2 separate regions of the Homo sapiens genome follow, and region 2 is linked to region 1. The links are chromatin loops, found by intact Hi-C in ENCODE. Cell type or tissue: psoas muscle. All regions are shown on one strand. Each heading gives the region's core, and the rest is flanking DNA. Links, peaks and the distances in the headings are about the cores only.

What was found. Peaks named below come from ENCODE experiments on the same cell type or tissue, not always from the same donor. Only the 100,000 strongest peaks of a DNase experiment are listed, where the experiment ranks them.
Region 2: a loop joins it to region 1, with 2.5 times the contacts of the local background. A loop is called at or near these places in 3 of 110 quality-filtered maps.

The regions. Positions count from the first base shown.
Region 1 is chr12:123,319,064-123,327,114 of GRCh38, reverse strand. It overlaps SBNO1 (strawberry notch homolog 1), which reads left to right. Exons shown (of 32, transcript NM_001167856.3): 14 at 781-963; 15 at 1,516-1,613; 16 at 3,284-3,435; 17 at 5,383-5,580; 18 at 6,249-6,416; 19 at 6,508-6,683; 20 at 7,084-7,215. Among named protein-coding and RNA genes, the nearest start is that of MIR8072, 42 kb to the left of the region's middle. In psoas muscle, for the core only: no CTCF peak of the experiment used is centred there; no DNase peak of the experiment used is centred there.
Region 2 is chr12:123,190,462-123,198,512 of GRCh38, reverse strand. It overlaps MPHOSPH9 (M-phase phosphoprotein 9), which reads left to right. Exons shown (of 24, transcript NM_022782.4): 12 at 179-266; 13 at 3,912-4,127. Among named protein-coding and RNA genes, the nearest start is that of MPHOSPH9, 39 kb to the left of the region's middle. In psoas muscle, for the core only: no CTCF peak of the experiment used is centred there; no DNase peak of the experiment used is centred there.

The sequences.
Region 1 (8,051 bases), core at 137-5,136:
AGAATCGCTTGAACCCAGGAGGCGGAGGTTGCTGTGAGCCAAGATGGTGCCAGTGCACTCCAGCTTGGGTAACAGAGGGATACTCCATCGCAAAACAAAAACAAAAACAAAAAACAAAAACAAACAGATGAGTTACCAGATGATAGGCTGTTTAACCAATGTGTTTTTTTTTGTTTTTGTTTTTAATTGAAGCAGGGTCTTACTCTGTCACCCAGACTGGAGTACAGTGGTGTGATCTTGGCTTACTGCAACCTCTACCTCCCAGGTTCAAGGAGTCCTCCAGACTCTGCCTCCTGAGTATCAGGGACTGCAGGCGCATGTCAATGTGCCTGGCTGATTTTTGTATTTTTTGGTAGAGATGAGGTTTTACAGTGTTGCCCAGCCTGATCTGGAACTCCTGGGCTCAAGCAATCCACCTGCCTCAGCCTCCCAAAGTGCTGGGATTACAGGCATCAGCCACTGCGCCTGGCCTAACCAATGTTCTTATATTTCAGATTGTCCATGTTTTCATTTTGTTAAGGTAATTCATAAGTTATAGCCATTTATTTCAGTTGCATAGTTCTTAAAATCACATTATTTTCTAAAATGACTGCATTAGGTAATAAGAAACTTGAGACAACTGTGTGAGTATCCTGAGAAATAGATTCCCAAGTTACTAAAGATGATTTATTAAATTAATATTAAATGGTCTTGCACTTAACATTGTTTTGATTTAATTGGTATTTTTAAATAACTAGACTCAAAGATGAAGTGTCTGAAATGTTGATTATGTATCTTCAGTGGGTCATCGCCAGAGAGCGGTTTCAGCAAGCTGCAGATCTGATTGATGCTGAGCAACGAATGAAGAAGTCCATGTGGGGTCAGTTCTGGTCTGCTCACCAGAGGTTCTTCAAATACTTATGCATAGCATCCAAAGTTAAAAGGGTTGTGCAACTAGCTCGAGAGGAAATCAAGAATGGAAAAGTAAGTAGAAGAACTCATTAAGAGATTGTTTGGGGGTTATGTTGTTTAGTCTTTGTGGGTGCTGAGGTTTTCTGCTTGTAAAATCTGGTTTTCCTAAAGGATAGTAAAACTTCTAAAAAATACATTTCTTAAAATTATAAAAGCAATGCCTGCTTAGAGAATTTAGAGAGTTCAGAAAAGTATAACAAAGTAAACATCACTATAATTGGTCATCCATAGCTGGTAGCACTGGTAACATATGGATGTGTATTGCGTTAAGGTTTTTTCTTTTCGGTGAATATTTATCTACTTAAAGCATAAGATACTATAAACTGTACAAGGGCAGGGGCTTCACTCATGCTTACTACTGTCTGTAATCCTATCTCCTGCCTAAATTTTTGACAAATAACCTGTCTCAAATATGTAGAAGAAATAAGTAAAACAAATTTGTGTTTTATAATAATGAGGACATTCTTGTTTGAAATCTTTGTTTAGCTAAATGTTTAAAATATGTCTTGGTAAGAAGCCACAAACATTATTATTCATAATTAACATGTTTTCTTTTTTCTCCAGTGTGTTGTAATTGGTCTGCAGTCTACAGGAGAAGCTAGAACATTAGAAGCTTTGGAAGAGGGCGGGGGAGAATTGAATGATTTTGTTTCAACTGCCAAGTAATGTTTTTGTTCTTTTAATGTTTTTGTTTCTTTTTGAGTTCTTCCTTACCTTAGTTCCAATGTGGGCATTTCCTGGAGACAAAACTTTTGTTTCACCTGCATCATCTTTAAGTTTTCTTGATCTGAGTTTTCTGCTTTTCTGTAACAGTGTATCTATTGGAAAACAATAACAGAAATCTCATAATCCTAAAATGTTAAGCATTTTGCTAATATTACACAGAGTATGTGAACTAACAGAAGGGCTAGACTTTGTTTATCTTGTACATCTTGGAAATCTGTGACAGCTTGGCTTAGATTCAGTTTTAGTGTACTGTATTTGAAATTACCGTTATCCACAGGAACAGTAACTATAGTTTGTCCTAATATAACGAAGTCTACTTTATAAGTTGGCTGAGCATGGTGGCTCACAGCTGTAATCTCAGCACTTTGGGAGGCCAACATGGGCACATCACTTGAGGTCAGTAGTTTGAGACCAGCCTGGCCAAAATGGTGAAACCCCATCTCAACTAAAAATAAAAAAAATTAGTTGGGCATGGTGGCACACGTCCTGTAGTCCCACCTACCTGGGAGGCTGAGGCAGGAGAATCCATTGAACCCGTGAGGTGGAGGTTGCAGTGAGCCAAGATCGCACCACTCCACTCCACTCCCCTCTGGGCGGCAGAGTGAGACCCTGTCTCAAAAAAAAATAAAATAAAATAAAGTCTACTTTAAAAGTTGAAAATAAGCATGAGATCTTCAGAAATAGATTTTAAAATGTTTTAGGCATTGTTTTTAGTTTGCCTAACCTCCACATTCAAACTCTGGTAGTAAACTGAGCAAAATAAACTTGCTGCTCTACTATTTTGTGCCTCGGGATGCATTCAGATGCTCCTTTCAAAAGCAATACATGGGGCTCACGCCTGTAATCCAGGCACTTTGGGAGGCTGAGTCTGGTGGATCACGAGAGCTCAGGAGTTTGAGACCAGCCTGGCCAACACGGTGAAACCTCGTCTCTACTAAAAATACAAAAACTAGCCAGGCGTGGTGGCGGGCACCTGTAATCCCAGCTACTGGAGAGGCTGAGGCAGGAGAATTGCTTGAACCCAGGCGGCGGAGGTTGCAGTGAGCTGAGATGGCACCATTGCACTCCAGCCTGGGTGACAGAGAGACTCGGTCTCAAAAAAAAAAAAAAAAAGAAAAAAGCAAGACATACACCTGCTAATCTATATTTTTCTGTACATAATTGCCTAGAACTACCGTGTCCAGAATGGCAGCCGCTTGTCACATGTGGCTATTGAGCAGTTGAAATGACTGGTCCATATTGAGATGTTATTATATGTGTACTGAGCCAGGTTTCAAAGACTCCTTAAGAGAAAATAACATAAAACATATGTGTTGACATGGTATATTGAGTTAAAATGTATTATTAAAATTAGTTCCACCAGTTTTATTTATTTTTTACTTTTTTAATTTAAGCTACCAGAAAATACAATAATTGTGTATGTGGTTTGGCTTGCATTCTTATTATTTAGTTGGACAGCTTTGGGCTAGAAAATTAAAATTTATTTGAGCTCGTTTATCAGTATTTTGTAAAACTGAACAAAGTATATTTCAATATATTTAATAATACTTTACATATAATTATTTTGTCAACTGAAGCAGTAATTGTCACTGTTTCTCTCCTACAGAGGTGTGTTGCAGTCACTCATTGAAAAACATTTTCCTGCTCCAGACAGGAAAAAACTTTATAGTTTACTAGGAATCGATTTGACAGCTCCAAGTAACAACAGTTCGCCAAGAGATAGTCCTTGTAAAGAAAATAAAATAAAGAAGCGGAAAGGTGAGCACTTTAAAAAAGAAAAAATAGGCCAGGTGCGGTGGCTCACACCTGTAATCCCAGCACTTTGGGAGGCTGAGGTGGGCAGATCACGAGGTCAGGAGATCGAGACCATCCTGGCTAACACGGTGAAACCCCATCTCTACTGAAAATACAAAAAATTAGCCGGGCATCGTGGTGGGCACCTATAGTCCCAGCTACTCGGGAGGCTGAGGCAGGAGAATGTCGTGAACCCAGGAGGCAGAGCTTGCAGTGAGCCGAGATAGCGCTGCTGCACTCCAGCCTGGATGACAGAGCGAGACTCTGTCTCAAAAAAGAAAAAGAAAAAAGAAAATAGTTGACGTTGAAAATACTGTTGAAATTAAAACATAAGCATTTTAAAGTGGCTATATTTTGGGAATGAACTGCCTTCCATGAATTCACAAATGGTTCCAAATTTTCACTGTCACTTGTACAATTTTGAATGCACAAGTTATCCCCGTTTTAAATTAGGAATTGAGCAATTCACTGGTGGTTGGCAGTGTGTTAAGCACTTGGCTATATACATTCTACCATATAACCTGGCAGAGGTCCATACGAAATTAGGTCTTATTTTTCCAATTTTATAGACAGAGATCATTGAAGCACAGAAAGATTTAAAGATTAAAGAGTTTTCCTAGTTTCACAGAGATAGTTAATGATGCATGGGAACTAAAACCTGTGTCTTTGTATTGTCAGACCTGTTCTTTAATATATAGACAGCTGGGTGTTTCAGTAGTTTTCTTTAAAAGAGCCTTTTCTTTTTTTTTCTTTTTTTTTTTTGAGACAGGGTCTCCGTCTCCGTCACCCAGGCTGGAGTGCAGTGGTACCATCTTGGCTCACTGCAACCTCTGCCTCCTGGGTTCAAGGAGCTGGGATTACAGGCATGCACCACCACGCCCTGCTAATTTTTGTATTTTTAGTAGAGATGGGGTTTCACCATGTTGGCCAGGCTGGTCTCAAACTCCTGAGCTTAAGCAATGCACCCACCTAGGCCTCCCAAAGTGCTGGGATTACAGGTGTGAGCCATCTCGCCCAGCCCTGTTTTGGTTTTAGAAGTTGACTTCTCGCCGGGCACAGTGGCTCACGCCTGTAATCCCAGCTTTTTGGGAGTTGAAACAGGCGGATCACCTGAGGTCAGGAGTTCGAGACCAGCCTGGCCAACATGGCGAAACCCCTTCTCTACTAAAAATTAAAAACTTAGCCAGGACTGGCGGCAGGGGCGCCTTATAATCCCAGCTATAAGGGAGGCTGAGGCATTAGAATCACTTGAACTCGGGAGGCAGAGGTTGCAGTGAGCCAAGATTATGCCACTGCACTTTAGCCTGGGAGACAGAGTAGACACTGTCTGGGGAAAAAAAAAAAATATCTGGTCATGGTTGCATGTGCCTGTAGTCCCAGGTACTTGGGAGGCTGAGGTGGGAGGATCACATGAGCCAGGGAAGTCGAGGCTGCAGTGAGCTATGATTGTGCCACTGCACTCCAGCCTGGGCAACAGTGAGGCCCTGTCTCCAAAAATAAAAAGGTTTTATAAATTGATTTTCTATTGATTTTCTAAGTATTCCATGTCTATAAACCTGTAATTATTAGGCCTCTTCTCAAATCTGATACACAGTCAAATTGTGACTATGCCAGAGGTTCTGCTTTTACTCTGTTGTCCTGAATATGTTTTGAAACTTGTGCACTTGAAGGCAGTCTTGACTTAGTACTTTTGTATCCAATTTCTTCTTCAGAATAAATGTTTATAACCTTATTTTTTATGGGAGTCCAAAAGGTTAGTGCTGGTTTGTGAATTCTGTTTGTTTTTTGACTTAACCTAAATACTTTTCCTCTGCACTTTTCATTTGAATTAATTCATGAACTAAATGTGATGTACTGGATCTTAAGAAACATTGAATTTGGGCTGACTCTCTTGTTTGTGGCGGAGGGTAGGTGAAGAAATAACTCGAGAAGCCAAAAAAGCACGAAAAGTAGGTGGCCTTACTGGTAGCAGTTCTGACGACAGTGGAAGTGAATCTGATGCCTCTGATAATGAAGAAAGTGACTATGAGAGCTCTAAAAACATGAGTTCTGGAGATGATGACGATTTCAACCCATTTTTAGATGAGTCTAATGAGGATGATGAAAATGGTAAGTTCAGTATATTAAATATACACGAAAGCATATAATATTTCAGTATATTTGAAAATGGGATATGAAACCTTTTCTTCTGTACAGTACAAATGATCACACAGATTATAATCTTTGCTTGGTGGAAAGCTCCAGGCTTATCTACCTTCTGGAAGTTTGAGCCTCATATATGTGAGAAGATAACCTCAATTTTGTGCAGTTATTTTTAACTTGAAAACATGGATTTGTACCCCATGGTGTATGGATGAACCAATGTAGGTGGTGATAAGTTATCAGTTAACAATATAAAAAATTTCATCCAGGCGCGGTGGCTCATGCCTGTAATCCCAGCAATTTGGGAGGCTAAGGTGGGTGGATCACCTGAGGCTGGGAGTTCGAGATCAGCCTGACCAACGTGGAAAAACCCCATCTCTACTAAAAATACAAAATTAGCCAGGTGTGGTGGCACATACCTGTAATCCCAGCTACTCAGGAGGCTGAGGCAGGAGAATCGCTTGAACCCAGGAGGTGGAGATTGCAGTAAGCTGAGATTGCGCCATTGCACTCCAGCCTGGGCTACAACAGCGAAACATTGTCTCAAAAAAATAAAATTTCAAAGGTTGTTTCCTTTGAAGATTCTGTACTTGTTTTAACAAATGATTTGACATGTATCTTTCCTTAACACTCAGATCCCTGGTTAATTAGAAAAGACCACAAGAAAAACAAAGAGAAAAAAAAGAAGAAAAGTATAGATCCAGATTCTATTCAAAGTGCCTTATTAGCATCAGGTCTTGGATCAAAACGACCTAGTTTTTCATCTACACCAGTTATCTCACCTGCTCCTAACAGTACACCAGGTATCCATACAGAAACTTCCTTTTTGAAATACTGTTTTAAACAAAAATATTTAAACTTTGTACTAACTTTTAGCAAATGTTCTTTATCTAGCTAACAGTAACACCAACAGTAACAGTAGCCTTATAACAAGTCAGGATGCTGTGGAAAGGGCTCAGCAGATGAAGAAAGACCTGCTTGATAAGCTAGAAAAATTAGCTGAAGACCTCCCCCCTAATACCCTGGATGAACTTATCGATGAACTTGGTGGCCCTGAGAACGTTGCTGAGGTAAATAGGCCTGTATCTCTTGGTGACATTTTTGCCATTTGAACCCCTGTAAAATGAGTTGTATTTTGACTGTCTTCACATAATAATCTAAATTTCTTAGATCATAGAATTCTTGTTCTACTTTAGTTGCCATCCTACATCCAATGAACTGCTGCCTGCAGTATCTGAGTGTCTGTCCCAAGCCACTGGTCCTAGTTACTGCACTTATCACGCATCTTTTGTGATCGTGGCCATGTGTCAAGGTTTTTCCAGGGACTCTGTTGCAGTGTTCTGTATCCTTCAGTGTGTGGTGCAGCACAGCCTGTGCTCTTATCTCCCAAGTGTCTTCAAGGAAAGAGGCACTGAGTCCATCCACCGCAGTCAGATACCTTCATTGTAATGACATTGTTTGGCTTCTCAGATGACTGGCCGCAAGGGACGGGTTGTGAGCAATGATGATGGAAGCATATCTTATGAGTCAAGATCTGAACTTGATGTGCCTGTGGAAATACTAAACATCACAGAAAAACAACGATTTATGGATGGAGATAAGGTATGTTTTACTGAGATGCTTCTCAGTGAAAAGAACAATGCCTGTATATTTAGATTAAGCTTTAGAAGAGTCTTTTTCCTTTTAATATAAGTCATGTCCATTGAGTATTGTCATTCTGTATTTTTTAGTAATTGTACATACTGAATATTGTACGTGTTTTTATTATTTTATCATTGAATATAGTAAGTATTGGCTGGGTGCAGTGGCTCAGGCCTGTAATTCCAGCACTTTGGGAGGCCAAGGTGGGCAGATCACTTGAGCTCTGGAGTTTGAGACCAGCCTGGGCAGCATGGTGAAACCCCGTCTCTACTGAAAATACAAAAATTTAGCTGGGTGTGGTAGTGCATGCCTGTAGTCCCAGCTGCTCAGAAGGCAGAGGTGGGAGGATAGCTTAACCCTGGGCTATGCAGGTTGCAGTGAGCCGAGATCGCACCACTACACTCCAGCCTGTGCAACAGAGCTATTACACAAATTTTTTTAGTAATTGCCTTTACTCACTGAATATTTTGCATGTTTTTATTATTTTATCATTGAATATAATAAGTATTGTGTGTAATGCATAGAATCAGATATGGCTCTTGAGTGCTTTGGAGGCTTTTGAAATATTTAATCATGATATAAAAATACTGTGTTTTCTCCAGGCGTGGTGGCTCACGCCTGTAATCCCAGCACTTTGGGAGGCCGAGATGGGCAGATCATGAGGTCAGGAGTTCAAGACCAGGCTGGCAAACATGGTGGTGAAACCCCATCTCTACTAAAAATACAAAAATTGGTCGGGTGTGGTGGCATGTGCCTGTAGTCCCAGCTACTCAGGAGGCTGAGGGAGGAGAATAGCT
Region 2 (8,051 bases), core at 1,247-6,246, 130 kb after region 1:
TCTACATACTATATTATTAGATTCATTGGGCTATATTCTATTAAAATGGCATCCTGAGTCTTAGTTAACACTGGAGAATTTGTCTTATGTTATATATTAGAGAATTGGTTAGATTTATGTAATACTTTTAAGGGTAATAATTTTATCTTCTAATTGAAGCTAAATTTATGGTTTTTAGATGTGGCCAATTAGATAGTGCTTTGCATGAAGCTACTAGTCGCGTGAGAACACTTGAAAATAAGAATAACTTACTGGAAATTGAAGTGGTAAGTACTCTTTTTTTGGTGGGTGTTCTGGTGAGACAAATGAATTATTTCGTGATAACATCAGTTATGTTTCTTGTCTTTTTAAGGAAGGCTTATGAAGTTTATATTTTTAGTGCTGTTGGCTTCATATAATGCTATAAACTTTACCCTTTTTTTTTTTTTTGAGACGGAGTCTCGCTCTGTTGCCCAGGCTGGAGTGCAGTGGCGCGGTCTTGGCTCACTGCAAGCTCCGCCTCCCGGGTTCACGCCATTCTCCTGCCTCAGCCTCCTGAGTAGCTGGGACTACAGGCGCCCTCCACCACGCCCAGCTAATTTTTTGTATTTTTTAGTAGAGACGGGGTTTCACCGTGTTAGCCAGGATGGTCTCGATCTCCTGACCTTGTGATCCTCCTGCCTCGGCCTCCCAAAGTGCTGGGATTACAGGCGTGAGCCACTGCACCCTTTTTTTTTTTTTTTCTTTTTTTTGAGATGGAGTCTCGCTCTGTCGCCCAGGCTGTAGTGCAGTTGCGCGATCTCAGCTCACTGCAACCTTCGCCTCCCAGGTTCAGGCGATTCTCCTGCCTCAGCCTCCCTAGTAGCTGGGACTACAGGTGCATGCCACCGTGCCCAGCTAATTTTTGTGTTTTTACTAGAGATGGGGTTTCACCATGGGGGTCAGGCTGGTTTGTAATGCCTGACCTCGTGATCCACCCACCTCGGCCTCCCAGAGTGCCGGGATTACAGGTGTGAGCCACCGCACCTGGCCTAAACTTTACCCTTTTAAAACTTACCTTTTGGCCAGGTGTGGTGGCTCATGTCAGTAATCCTAGCACTTTGGGAGGCTGAGGTGGGAGAGTTGCTTGAGCCCAGGAGTTCGAGACCAGCCTGGGTAACATACAGAGACCTCTGTCTCTACAAATTAGCTGGGCATGGTGGTGCACAGCTGTGGTCCCAGCTACTCGGGAGACTGAGGCAGGAGGATGACTTGATCCCAGGAAGTTGAGGCTGCAGGGATCATGATTGCGCCACAGCACTGTAGCCTGGGCAAGAGAGCATGACCCTGTCTCAAAAAAAAATTTTTTTTTAATTTTTTGCAATATAATTTGCATACCATAAAACTTACCCTTTTAAAGTGTACAATTCCATGAATTTTAGTATATTTAGAGTTGGGCAACCACCACCACAATCAATTTTAGGACATTTTCCTCAAAAAAAAAAAAAAAAAAAAAAAAAAAACCCACACCCCTTAACCGTCACCCCCCACATTCTGTCCTTCCACACCCTGGCAACCACTACTCAGTTTTCTTTCTCTGTGCATTTGCCTTTTCTGAACATTGATATAAATGAAATCCTAGACTGTGTGGCCTTTCGTGTCTGGCTTCTTCACTTAGTATAATATTTTCAAGGTTTATCCATGTTGTAACATATCAGTATTCATTCCTGTTTATGGCTGAATATATTTCATTCTGTGAATAATACCACATTTTTGTTTACATTCATCAGGTAATGTTTATATACTTTCTGGCTATTTAAATTATATTGCTATGAATGTTTGTCTACAAGATTTTATGTGCCACGTAAGTTTTTAGTTTCCTTGGGTATATAACTAAAAGTGCATAAACTTTTTATGCTAAAATTACTTTTTTCCCCACGCATTACCAAATTTTATTTTTTTACAGGTAACTTTTTTTCTTTCTGAACAAAGACCTTTGTTATGTCATTCCCAATCTTTTGGTATAAGGCAATCTTTTTAAGGGTCAAAAGTTTCTCAAAGTCTGTGTTTACAAGTTTTATTTTTAATATCTATTAGACGATAAAATGCATGATAGCTATCATAGAGTAGTGTGTATATGTATGAGATACATATGGCCTTATGAACAAAATTTTGGTGGAAACTGTCTATTTTGTTTTTTTGTTGAGATGGAGTCTCGCCCTTGTTGCCCAGGCTGGAGTGCAATGGTGCGATCTTGGCTCACTGCAACCTCCATCTCCCTGGTTCAAGGGATTCTCCTGCCTCAGCCTCCTGAATAGCTGGGATTACAGGTGCCCACCACCAAGCCCGGCTAATTTTTGTATTTTTAGTAGAGATGGGATTTCACTATGTTGGCCAGGCTGGTCTCGAACTCCTGACCTCAGGTGATCTGCCCGCTTCGGCCTCCCAAAGTGCTGGGGTTACTGGCACCCAGCGTATTTTGTTTTATATGTTGTTTTCATCTTTGCCTTTTTTTTTTTTGAGACAGGGTCTCACTCCATCGCCCAGGCTAGAGTGCTGTGGAGCCGTCATGGCTTACTGCAGTCTCAACCTCTTGGGCTGAAGTGCTCCTCCCATCTCAGCCTCCTGAGTAGTTGAGACTATAGGCACACACCACCACACCCAGCTGATTTTTAAAATTTTTTGTTGAGACACGCTATGTCGCCCAGGCTGGTCTTAAACTCCTGGGCTCTAGCAGTCCTCCCAAAGTGCTGGGATTTCCGCTGTGAGCCACAGTGCCTGGCCTGTTTGCTTTTTTAGTTCCTCTCCTCCTAAGCTTCATGACATTCGGGACTATTATCTTTTTTGTTAATCTTACATTTCTAGCACCCTAGTGCCTAGCACCTAGTGGGTATTCCAGAAATGATTGTTGAGTGAATATTAACATATCAGATGGGTTTTTAATTTCCTGTATTTTCTTTTTTTTTTTTGAGACAGAGTCTCACTCTGTCACCAGGGCTGGAGTGCAGTGGCATGATCTCGGCTCGTTGCCACCTCCGCCTCCTGGGTTCAAGTGATTCTCCTGCCTCAGCCTCCTGAGTAGCTGGGATTACAGGCGCCTGCCATTAAGCCCAGCTAATTTTTTGTATTTTTAGTAGAGACGGGGTTTCACCATGTTGGCCAGGCTGCTCTTGAACTCCTGACCTCGTGATTCACCTGCCTCGGCCTCCCAAAGTGCTGGGATTACAGGCGTGAGCTACTGTGCCTGGCCAACTGAATTTCCTGTATTTTCATAGTGAGAGGGTATGAAATGTTTTTCTCCTCCCTAAATGTTGATGTTGGGCAACAAAGTCCAGCTATACTTTCAAATAATTTCCCTAATAGCAGTGGTTATTTTTTCCTTATTAAAGTGAACTGTAGGAGCTATTAGGTGAGTCCTAGAGTCATAGTGCCACAGATGATAGTTTCCTGTATACCTTATGATAATGTCAGGGGCTGGTATTCCAGTAGAACTATTCTTTCTGGACTCTCCATCCCAGAATACAACAAAATAGATTTGTTCATTTCCATTTCTATGTTTTGTTCATTTTTTAATGCCCACAATTTATTAGCTATTATTAAGGCATCTTTTTTTTTCATTTAAAATAAATTTTGGGCTGGGCGTGGTAGCTCATGCCTGTAATCCCAGCACTTTGGGAGGCCGAGGCCTGTGGATTACTTGAGGTCAGGAGTTTGAGACCAGCCTGGCCAACATAGTGAAACCCTGTCTCTACTAAAAATACAAAAAATTAGCCAGGGGTGATGGTGGGCGCCTGTAATCGCAGCTCTCGGGAGGCTGAGGCAGGAGAATTGCTTGAACCTGGGAGGCAGAGGTTGCAGTAGGCCAAGATTGCGCCATTGTACTCCAGCTTGGGCAACAGAGCGAGACTCCATCTCAAAAAAAAAAAAAAATTATGTTTGTCTTTGTTTTATAGAATGATTTGAGAGAACGCTTCAGTGCAGCCAGCAGTGCTTCCAAAATTTTGCAGGAACGAATTGAAGAAATGAGAACAAGCAGTAAAGAAAAAGACAATACCATCATTCGACTAAAATCTAGACTGCAAGATTTAGAAGAAGCATTTGAGAATGCTTACAAACTCTCAGATGATAAAGAAGCTCAACTAAAACAAGAGAACAAAATGTTTCAAGATGTAAGTAGCGAATAATAGTAACTTAATGACGTGATTGGCTAAAAGTAATTTAGGTATTATACTCTTACAAGTGATTATGACTTTCTAGGCTTATTTTATTATTTATTGATTTATTTTGAGACAGAGTCTCACTCTGACACCCAGGCTGGAGTGCAGTGGCAGGAGCTCAACTCACTGCAGCCTCCACCTCCCGGGCTCAAGAGATCTTCTCGCCTCAGCCTCCCAAGTAGCTGGAATTACAGGAGCCCACCACTGCGCCCGGCTAATTTTTGTATTGTTAGTAAAGACAGGGTTTCCCCATGTTGGCCTGGCTGGTCTCGAACTCCTGACCTCAGGTGATCCGCCCGCCTCAGCCTCCCAAAGTCCTGGGATTACAGGTATCAGCCACTATGTCCGGCCTTTATTTTAGTTTTACATAACTTTGCAGCAACTGTGAATATGTACCTTCCTGATGGAGTCAATTGGGTCTTGCTTTGCAGCACGAAGTCAGATACTTAGAACGATGGCATCACTCCCATATCTTTTCTGTTTCTAGCAGGTCAACTTAAAAAAAAAAAAAAAACTGTGTCTGCATCAGGTCAACTTTCAAGCTATCTTAACATTTGTGTGTCTGGCAGGATAAAATGCTATGAACAGATTTAGAGCAAGTTTGATTAAATTTTTTCACTTTGATATAATTTCACTTAAAATTTGGATTTGTATAACATTGAAACCAGATTAGGTTTCAGGTTGCTTATTTTTTTCTAAATTTTTCTTTCTTTTTGTTCTTAGAAACAGGGTCTCGCCATGTTGCCCAGGCTGGCCTCAAGCTCTTGGGCTCAAGCATTCTCCTTTCAGCCTTCTGAGTAGCTGGGTCTACACGTGTGTGCCACTGCACCTGGCTTCTAAATTTTTCTTAACATCGTTTTTCAGGATATTACAATACATGAGTAATCTGAAAGTATTTAGGCTGTTGAAATTTTCTGATTGCTTTAGATTTGCATCTCATGAAAAACAGCAGTCTTCCCTACCTACCTTTTAGTATCCTACCCTAGAGGCTGTTACTTTCAGCTCTTTTAGCTATTTCTTCTAGCATTTTCCTCCATGTTTACAAATAATATTCTTATATTGCACTCTCATTTTTTTTTCCATCTATTTCAGACATACTGACTTTCTCCCATGCAGGGTCACAGTGTGGCTTTCTTACACCATTTGCTGCAACACAGACACTTCTCCTGCTCCTTCCCATGTGGTTCGTGTGTGTGTGTGTGTGTGTGTGTGTGTGTGTGTGTGTGTGTATATATATATATTTTTTTTTTTTTTTTTTTTTTTTTTGAAAGACAATCCCTCTCTGTCGCCCAGGCTGGAGTGCAGTGGCGTGATTTTGGCTCACTACAAACTCTGCCTCCCAGGTTCAAGCAATTCTCCTGCCTCAGCCTCCTGAGTAGCTGGGAGTACAGGCGCGTGCCACCAGCTAATTTTTGTATTTTTAGTAGAGATGTGATTTCACCATGCTGGCCAGGCTGGTCTCGATTTCTTGACCTCTTGATCCGCCCACCTGAGTGCGGGATTACAGGCCTGAAGCAGTATTTTTTTCTTTTAGTAATTTGTAAAATAATGGTGTGATATATAATCAATGGTGTCTTAAAATGGAAATTATACATCATTTATTACAGCTGTATAAATATTGTTCACAGTTAAGCTATGGTGGTATACTGTAATTACATATTACATTTCCTTTTCTCTCTGTTTTTTTTTTTTTTTTTTTTTTTTTTTTTGAGACGGTGTCTCACTCTGTTGCCCAGGCTGGAGTGCAGTGGTGCGATCACAGCTTACTGAAGCCTCAACCTCCGCGGGCTCAGGTGATTCTTCCACCTTGGCTTCCAAAGTTGCTAGGACCATAGGCACATGCCACTATGCCCTGACAATTATTTAACTTTTTTTTTTTTTTTTGAGATGGAGTCTTGCTTGGTTGCCCACGCTGGAGTGCAGTGGCATGATCTTGACTCACTGCAACCTCTGCCTCCCGGGTTCAAGTGATGCTTCTGCCTCAGCCTCCTGAGTAGCTGGGATTACAGGTGCACGCCACCACACTTGGCTAATTTTTGTATCATTGGTAGAGACAGGGTTTCGCCATGTTGCCCAGGCTGGTCTCAAACTCCTGGGCTCAAGCGTTCCTCCTGCCTCAGCCTCTCAAAGTGCAGGGATTACAGGGATTACAGGCATGTGCCACTGCACCCAGCCTTTTTCTCATTAAGCTTTTACCTCCTAGTTTTAGCTTCCATTGAGGAGTCTTGCCTGAAAGAAGCATGTACTGTGGTGTGTTTTTCTAATTCTGTATTCCTTCTGCATTTGACTGAAAGGAGCTTCCCTCTTTCCTTGACTTATTTATTATTTGCCTTTAGAGACAGGTCCTTGCCCTGTTGCCCAGCCTGGAGTAAGCAATCCTTCTGCCTTAGCCTCCTGAGTAGCTAGGATACTACTACTAAAGTGCATGTCCTTTCTTTGTTATATCAGTAAAGAAGATTGATGGATTCTTATTTTACTCAGTGGATTGCGGTTCTTTACCATGATTATTTTGATACTCATGGTGTCCCAAGTTTGGCCAGTGGGAGACATGTCAGACTGGTCCCGTGTCCTTTTGACTTGCTTTTGTCATTCTTTGAGCATGTCCATATTTCCTGGCACAGCACTATGTTCCAGGCTCATCTTGTACTTTTCCAAGCTCCAGTCCTAGAATCAGTCTCATTTTTTCTGTTGAGTTCTGGTTCCTTTTCATGGAAAATGGTATTCAGACATTAAGATCTGGTGCTAGGCTGAGTGTGATGGCTCATGCCTGTGATCCCAGCACTTTGGGCAGCCGAGGCGGGCAGATCACCTGAGGTCAGCAGTTCGAGACCAGCCTGGCCAACACGGTAAAACCCTTGCCTCTATTAAAAATAAAAAACATTAGCTAGGCGTGGTGATGCACGCCTGTAGTCCAAGCTACTCAGGGTGCTGAGGCAGGAGAATCACTTGAACTGGTACTGAGTATGTTCATTGCTACTGGGATGTCATTGTTTCTTTTTCTTTTTCTTTATTTTTGGAGACGAAGTTTCATTCTTGTTGCCCAGGCTGGAGTGCAATGGTGCAATCTCAGCTCACCACAACCTCCGCCTCTCAGGTTCAAGTGATTCTCCTGCCTCAGCCTCTTGAGTAGCTGGGATTTCAGGCATGTGCCACCATGCCCGGCTAATTTTGTATTTTTGATAGAGATGGGGTTTCTCCATGTTGGTCAGGCTGGTCTCGAACTCCCGACCTCAAGTGATCCACCTGCCTCAGCCTCCCAAAGTGCTGAGATGACAGGCATGAGCCACCGCGCCTGGCCTGGGATGTTATTGTTTCTAATTATTCACAAACCCACCACAGTTATGTTTGAGCAGCAATCAAGCAGCAAAGGATAGCTAGAATGTGTTGTTTTTAGCTGAAATTGTATTAATGTAGACAGTGATACACTGACTTTGCATTTATCATATACAACATTTCAAGCATACAGAAAAGTATAGAGAGTAATATAACAAATACCGTTCTAGCCTTCTCTAGATAGAGTGAAACACTGTCTTCTATTCCTCTCTTCCCCACCCTAGAGGTACTCACTTTGTTAAATGTGCTCTGTTATCCTCATGCAGTTCTTTTTGCTTTTACTACATATGCCTGTGTTTGTAAACAATATTTAGTAATGTTTTATGTGTTCTTAAGCAATGTATGAATTGTATTGCATTGCATATATCCTGCTGCAACCTGGTTTTTCCCTTTCAACATTGTTTCTGAGATTTGCCATGTTGACACATTCAGCTTTTATTGATTCATTTTAATTTAAACATTTACATTTGAAATATCTTAGGTACATAAAAAGATATAGAGAATAATATAATGTACATATGAATCCACCACCTATTTTAAGAA